2 separate regions of the Mus musculus genome follow, and region 2 is linked to region 1. The links are chromatin loops, found by intact Hi-C in ENCODE. Cell type or tissue: left cerebral cortex. All regions are shown on one strand. Region 1 overlaps Satb2 (special AT-rich sequence binding protein 2). Region 2 overlaps Satb2 (special AT-rich sequence binding protein 2).

Region 1 (4,000 bases):
ATCTTTAGGACAAAGCTTTGTACAAAGGGCTTTACGTGTAAAATACTCAGTTTCCTTGAATCGAATTCTGTGTTTTTAATTCCATTTCATGGACGAGCGGATTGAGGAACAGAGACACTAAGTAACTTGCTAGAGTCACATGATCAGAAGATGGGGGAGCCAGGAATGATCTGTGGCAGTTCTTTTGGAAGCCCACACTCATTCAGACTTACTGTGGTACCAGGCTTCCCAGTTTGATTTCTTTAATTAACATTTGACTGCTATTCTAAGTAATCAGGGAAGGAGACTGTTTCCAAAGTGGATTAATGCACTAGGCAGACAGCCCTGCTTGAAGGGACGGCACATTGAAGAGAGCCCCTCTAGCCATTCTGCCCTGGAGGTAGACAGTTGAGTGTACACTGTGACCTCTCGATAGTAGAGAGAAGGAAAAGCAGGTACTTTCTCCCTGGCCAGAGAGAATAGCATGTACCCTCTGTTTCCTTGAAGCTGTAGAGACCAGCTTGGGGCAGATGCTCTGGGTGGAGGTATTCAATGCTGTGAGGCACCTGCGTGTCTAGTTACAGCCTAAACAAGTCTCTTCCTGGCTCATTGAGGTGGTGAATTTACCTAAATGGAGATAGCTGTCTTCAATCTAATACTTCCAACACACCTCTCTCTTTAATTATGGTTTATTTTTTACTTATTGGGTGAACACGTGTGTGTGTGTGTGTGTGTGTGTGTGTGTGTGAGAGAGAGAGAGAGAGAGAGAGAGAGAGAGAGAGAGGTGCAAGTGTTAAGAGTGCATGTGTGTATGTGTGCATGTGTGCACATTAGACATTGAGTGTCTCCCTTCATGGCTCTCACCTTGTTTTCTGAGACAGCATCTCTCACTGAGTCTGGAGCTCACTGATCAGCTAAGATGAAGGGCCACACGCTGAGGCCTCTGCCTGTCACAGTGCCCTGGCACTAGTGTTATAGACACACACCACCATGCCCAGCCTTTGTGAGTGGTAAGGCCTGCAAGGCGGGCACTCTCCTGACTGAGCCCCCACCCCCCACCCCCCATACCATATCGCTTAGGCTGGCCTTAGATTCACTGTATGGCCTAGGATGTCTGTGAACTTACTGAAATTATGGGCATTTGCCACCATGCTCAACATGTGTAATTTATATATGATAAACATATTTATATTAGGAGGTTGGTTTGATGAGTTTTGACAAATTTTATACTAGTGCAGCCACTAGTCTGAGCAAGCAAGCCCTTCCCAGTGAATTCTCTGGCCTGCTTGTCTCAATTCTGTTCCCATAGGTTCCCATCTTGCTGTTCTTGGATTTGATATAAATGAAACCACACAACTATATTTGGTTGTGTCTGCCCACACTGTATAATGTGCCTTAAAAAATAAAAGGGGGTAAAGTACAGAGACTCACGGCAGGAAGAATGTCCCAGAGGACTGGCCCTGAAAGTTTTCAGGCTTCCTAGTCTTCTGATTCCCTTCATGGTCAGGGCATCCAAAATGACTCCTGGGTTCTCCTCTGTGCCAATCAGAGAGCACAGCCGCTGCCATCCACTTCTCCTAGTCTCTTATCAGAAGGTAGAAAACCTGTGCCAGGAGGATACAGCCAGCTGTGTTGAACTTGTGGGTGATCACGACAATAGCTTTTCTAAAGGAAGTGGAAGCTGCACAATGATTTTCTTAGAAAGGTAGTAGGTTGGACATATTCTGCAGTGTCCTTTTCATGTGGCAAATGTCAGAAAAGATAAAAGGAGGGAAGGAAGCAGCTCAGCCTGCTCCAGGGTGGTTGTCCAGGGGTCCTGCATGCTCATTTCGCATCTACTCTGAGCTGAGCCGCATCCTGTGCACTTTTCATTGTCGTGAGAGGGAATGTTAGGGAAACTATCCCTCACAAAAAAACCAAAAAAAAAAAAAAAAAAAAAAAAAAAGAAAAACCAACCCAGCTTTTCTTGGCAGGGGAACGATGACTTAAGGAGCCAGAACTGGAGACATACGGTACCCTGAATGGGAGCCGCACTGCTTAGCTGGAGCCGGGGCCAGGCACTATTTATACTGTAGCATATTCGGCAGCAGATTGTTAAGTCTTAATACTGAAACAGTGCATCATTTTAATATTTTTGTTCTGTTTCTTCCCTGTTTTCAAGCATTATGTCAGGCAGTACGTGTTCATTTATCTCACTTGGGACAGGACATGCCCTCATCAGAGAGTTCAGCACAACCCTCTGAATTTTGCCCCACAGCTATGGAGTCATTTTGTGAACCTTTGGGTATACAGGTGTTCTCTCTCATCAGTGATAAAAATATATGTATTCCGAGAGAACAGTGTACTTAGACTCACCTGTATTGTCAAAAGGAAAAATAAAAATGCTATTTTTCTTTTATTTCTAAAACATAGCATTTTTATATGTGACATTTTCTGACATCCCATGGGGACCATCAGATTTTTCATAGCATGTAATAAAAGTTTTGTTACCCAGTGTCATTTGTGAAATGAGTTCTGTTATTTTTCTTCATCAAATTTCTGCATACCCTGCGCTCTGGACCAGAGGGGCCCATAGAAGGAATGAATAAGTTAGCTTTCACCACAAACTGCCTGAGTATCCCATGAATCTTCCTGAAGTAGAGCTCACGTCCGTCCAAAGTTGCTATTCTTTGCAGCCTAAGCTAGCACATCCAGGCTTACCACAGACACCAGGAAAAGAACCCAGGAATATAAACAGAGAGGCAGCTGAAAGCACCTTAGGTGACACCTGCAACCAGAAAGCTAGGGAACTCTGCTCCAGGGGCTCCAAGTACTGTGCCCTAGGAATCGTACCCTATTCACAATATGACTGTGTAGCCCACACAGCAGTCTTTTTTAAAAATTTTTCAATCCAATTCAAAATCAAGTCTTATATTTATATGAAGCTTGCTTATTTGAGGGGGTCGTGGTCTGGGAAATCAGTGGCCCTGTATATTTAGCATCAGTTTTAAGTTAGACTATGAAACAAGACTTTGGGGAAAGGAAATATCAGTATGGTTTTCTAAGTAATTTAAGACACAGGAAAACATAAAAGAACCAATTGTCCATGATTAAATCCCATCCCTTTCATTCCTTATCTCTCTTGTGTAGTTCACTAACCCAGTTGTCAGCCAGAAAGCAATAGCTCATTGCACTGGGTTGTAAATGCTCAGAGTGGGCGCTCAGTGTTGACTATTGAATGACCTTCTTGACATTGAACAACTGGAAGGGTTTAATAAATAGCAGATACATGTTTACTGTGCTTTTCTTCCCTGCGCAGGAATAATCAAGCTAGGGAGGTGGAACCCCCTCCCCCTCAGTTATGTGACAGACGCCCCTGATGCGACTGTGGCCGACATGCTGCAAGATGTCTATCACGTTGTGACGCTGAAGATCCAATTACAAAGGTGGGGATTTCTGAAAGGCTGTCTCCGCTTTCTCTCAGGGGCTGCATGGACCATCCATTCACTGTGGATATCAGCTTGGCTCCGTTCATTTCTAGACAGTGGGTAAAAGGAAGAGAGGGGGAGAGAGGTGTGGAGCTGGGGATGCGGCACCAGGCATCTTTATAGTCCACATTCCAACTGCTTTACGCTGTTTGCAGAGGCAGTGAACTGCTCACTCAGGGGCTGCCTGATAAATCATTAAAAATCTCCAGGGCAGGCGAAGGCTCTCTGAGTCTTCTCTTGGCTTTCTCAGGAGCTTAAGGCATAGCATCTGAAGCATTGGGTCCCTCTGCTGTCTTCTGGTTTGTCTGCTGAGGGGACGGTTTTGTTTAGAGATGTCTTTCTTTTTGTGGTGGTCAGTCAGTGAAAGCCTATGGCCTCTAGGGGGACCTCCCAATGTCTAGGGATTTGCTGTAGCCTTCTTATCGTAAACTGTCTGCAAGTTGTGTCTTAAGCAATGTTGTCCTTCAATGTAAGGATTTTAAACAATGATCTCCTTTTGGAGAATTTTTACTTTAATAGGGACTGACCAAACCCACCCTTTGCTAGCAATTCTT
Region 2 (4,000 bases), 51 kb before region 1:
CAGCCTTTGTATCTTCAGTTCTTCTGGAATCTTAGGTGACAGATAGTGCGAGATAAACTGAGGAGTGGTCCTGTGGCTGCCTTCATTCCTGAAATGGGTGGGTTTTAGGAGCCACAGGGAGGACAAAGGCAGGCCTGCTATGACCTCAAATAGCTACTGCCCTTCAGGTTGCTGTTCCAAGAATGAAGGTGGACTCAAAAGAGGACAAAGGGGGCCAGGACAAGGGTGGAGTCTGGCCCTTCAGAGTCTTTTCTCATTTTGTCTGTAGTGCCTGAAGAGCAGATCATTTCTGAAGTCATTCCAAGCCTCGCACTGCCCCCACAAATGGGGGTCCTCAAAAAATTCACTGATTCAGTAGCACCGCCCTCTTGGAGGTACAGCGAGTGGAAAGGGTTGCTAGCTAATAGGGCAAGTTGTTGGGTCCCTGTGGGTGGAGTCTGGGATATATTCTCAGAGGAGAATGTGGGGTTTAGATGGGCCGAGTTGTTGCTCTGCCTCAGCTGCATCATTTTCTGGTCCTTTCAGACGCTTCATTTATTAGCTGAGGTCAATGAGGACCTTCTCAGGTGGTAAATATGAGGAAAAAGTACAGGTGACTCGGTGGGTGGGGCGATTCCACCCAGCTGAGGTGGCAACCTCCAGCTGTGATGATCCTGTGCTTCAGGCCAATCTTCCATCTCTCCGGGCTGAGGTTAAAGCACTCAGAGAGCTGGAGAATATTCTAGTTCCTCTCCTTTTGCCCATGGGAGCATTCCTTGTAGCTCAGGACCAGGAAAAGGAAGTGGGAGAGCTTAGAAAAGACGTAGGACTCCCACTGTTAGCAATCAAGTAGCTGCCTAAGGTTTGCTAGGTGTAGAAGAGAGGCAAACACCTTTTACTATCTGAGATAAACAGAATAGCTTTTGTTCTTAAGTTACCTAAGATCTAGAATCCAAAGGAGAGATCCTCACGTATGAGGGGTGGGGTGAAGTGCTCAGGACGATCACGTACTTCCATGTCTTAGTATCATTTTTTAGTGAGTTTTTTCTGTGTGCAAAAAGCCATTGTGTGTGTTTGTAATTTGGCAGATTGCTTGTAGGGGCATATTATCTCACAGAAAATATAAGGCACATGTGTGATGTCTAACAGCCACACTTAAAACAAGCTAAAAAAAACCAAGTAACAATTTTAACAATGCATTTAATTCAGTTTGTTCAAATATTATTTCTACATGCAATTCATTTTCTAACAAATGTTTATAATACATTTACTTTTGTTGCTTTTTTTTTTTTTGGTAGTAAGTCATTAAAATCGAGTGTCTTTTATACTTAACACGGGTCTCAGTTGAAGAGGAGACACTTCAAGGCCATGCTTTTTGCTATAGAGCATGTTGAATGCTATTGGTTATTCTTGTTTGTATGATAAACCATACAGTGATTTCTAGTTTCATTAGGTTATTTGGTGATAGTTTATTCAGTCACTATTAGTGTTATTTTTATTTGAAGAAATACTTTCTTAGTGTCCTGAACATTGCTTACTGAAAAGTATTGAAGAAATGATTGTCTTTTTTCCATCTGTAAAATGGCATTGATACTCATATTTAAAAAAGAAGGCTAGATAACATTGTCTGAGAGCTGGCTGACCTAGATGTATTGCACGTGCACATGCACACCACACACACACACACACACTCACACACACACACACACACACACACACACATCATTTGCATGTTAGCTGGGAGAATTTGAGTCTTAGAGAACTCTACATACATTATGAACAGTCAGTGACTCAGGCAGAGTGACCGAAGCAGGATTGTTTGACTCCAGGGCCGACTGCCTGCCACCCCAGGGCTTTTCAGAACATCTAACTATCTTCCCACCGGTCTGTTCACATGGCCGAGGTGGCAGTACAGAGGCTGGAGCCATGGCTCTTTAGGATGCATGCCCTTCTTCAGAACTATGACAATGAACATGGCTGTTCCAGCCTTCTAACAGATGACAGCAGGGAAGCACGCTTCTCTAGGGGAGAGAGCCCCGTTTCCTGTCTGCAGTGACAGAGGACAGCATATGTCCTGCTTGCCTGAACTAGTCATGATTTTTAGTAAATGGCTGGGGCCCAAGTGCCTGTCTTCAGATTAAACTACCTGCCTACCTCCAGCAATTGTAAAAGGCTTAACAAGGCTTATGATCAAAAGGTCCAAAGTTCTCCACTTGATCATCTGGAAATGGGTCTGTGCCACAATAAAAGAAAAATAATGCCGTAAGCTCAAATACGGGGCTGGAGCCCGAGGCTTCCTTTATTCTCTCGTCTCCTTTAGAACTTGTAACTGTGTTTGGCTCTCTGCTGCTGCTTCTTTATTGAAGCTACTTTATTCTTGCCACTGTTACATTTATTTTTGAAGCATTTTGTAAATTCCCTCCCTGTCCTCTTCTCTATTCTTCCTTTGCCAGAGGACAGCAGTGAGACTGGGGAGGAGTCACTTCCTTGGGAGGTGCACATTTCTTCTTGCCCTGTGTAGGCTTCCCTGGGGTAGACCTGTTTTCAAAGGCTTTTGAGTCCTATGCCTTAATTTTCACGTCAATTATACCAGTTTGCTATTTTTCACTTATTTCACCATTTTCATTAGTAATTGCATCAGTTTTTCTTTTTTTTCTTTTCTTTTTTTTTTCCTTTTTTTTTTTTTTGGTAAAAACAGAATTGCATTATAAAGCCATAATTGTTGAATCAATCAAGTACTAGTAAAATGATTAATTTTTCCAACAATGGAATACAACCTATTACCATATCTGTGATCCTGTGTGTGTATGCCTGTGAGCCTGTGTGTATCCACTGTGTGTGTGTGTGCTTGAGTGTGCGTGCACTTGTTCGTGTGCATGCTAATAGAGATTTGAAGTTGATATCGGGTGTTTCCTCTGTCATTTCCCACCTTACTTTTTGAGGCGGAGTATCCCATCGAACCAGGAGCTTGTCATTTTGGCTAAGCTGGCTGGCTAGTAGTCCAGGATCCTCCTGTCTCTTGGCCCTCACTGCTGCAGTCACAGAACACATGAGTCACTGTGCATGGCTTTGCATTGTGCTGGGTATCTGAACTGTGGTCTTTGTTCTTACAACAAGCACTCATCCACTGAGCCATCTTATTTTTTAGGTAGGTGACCCAGGTAAGGGGATTGGTGGTTGCTTTTGACTAGAAGGAATTACTGCTGTTGTGCTAGCCAGCAGTTGTTCCCTCCAATCACAAACTAAAATGTTTAAGAAATATTTTTCCCAAACTGAGAGTTATAAAACATCAGTTTCTTACATGTTATAGACACCTGAGATTTTATGTTGTATTTTGTATTTAACTAGTTGTGCTGTTACTTTGAAATTAATAGGACCAGTCCCAGACTTACTTAGTCATGGGTGAATGCTAGTTTATAGAGTAGCTAGATTCATTTAAAGGCCTTATCTGTGGTCCCCAGATGTGTGACATGTACGTGTTGACATTAGGAACTGCACATGGATTTTCAGCACTGAAACCTCTGTAGACACAGGTATTAGCGATGAGGCAGCTTATGGCACTGCTGGCTACGTGGCTGTGTGTGAGCATATGCTTAAATCACTAGAGGTAGCAACGAGCCTGCTTCCTTTAACAAAGATTATATACCAGTATGTAAGAGTTAAAAGGTCTAAATGGGGCTATTCCCTGCCGGGAAGGGCTCTCCTGGATGGGTTGTATAAAATGCCATTATGCTTGCTTAGGAAGGTTTTACAATGCTTCCAGCTACAGTGCGGGCAGAAGCCATAGCAGACTTGTTCTTACCTGTATCTATGGAGTGATGGGTGATACCTGACACATAGTAGGTGCAATCAATAAGTGCTATACAAAATGAATGATGAAAAGATAATGTGAGAGACATCTGATTTGTACTCTTCGTTATGTATCTTAAATATATTTGGGAATAACCTCCCATAAACAAATAAATAATAAATACTTCACAGATGGTAACCAAGGAAAACAGCACTATAAAGCACTACACTA

Evidence for each region. A loop is a pair of places that touch in the nucleus more often than their neighbours do. Peaks named below come from ENCODE experiments on the same cell type or tissue, not always from the same donor. Only the 100,000 strongest peaks of a DNase experiment are listed, where the experiment ranks them.
Region 2: it touches region 1 in a loop (2.4-fold over the local background); 1 of 42 quality-filtered maps calls a loop at or near these places.

What each region holds. Positions count from the first base shown.
Region 1 is chr1:56,898,395-56,902,394 of GRCm38, reverse strand. It overlaps Satb2 (special AT-rich sequence binding protein 2), which reads left to right. Exons shown (of 11, transcript NM_139146.2): 4 at 3,278-3,404. Among named protein-coding and RNA genes, the nearest start is that of Gm51624, 15 kb to the right of the region's middle. In left cerebral cortex, a CTCF peak has its summit at 3,800 (motif pointing right); DNase peaks (open chromatin) are centred at 171, 1,391, 2,017 and 3,543; H3K27ac peaks cover 3,735 bases.
Region 2 is chr1:56,949,847-56,953,846 of GRCm38, reverse strand. All of the region lies in intron 2 of Satb2 (special AT-rich sequence binding protein 2), which reads left to right. Among named protein-coding and RNA genes, the nearest start is that of Satb2, 19 kb to the left of the region's middle. In left cerebral cortex, no CTCF peak of the experiment used is centred here; a DNase peak (open chromatin) is centred at 1,946; H3K4me3 peaks cover 432 bases; H3K27ac peaks cover 3,716 bases.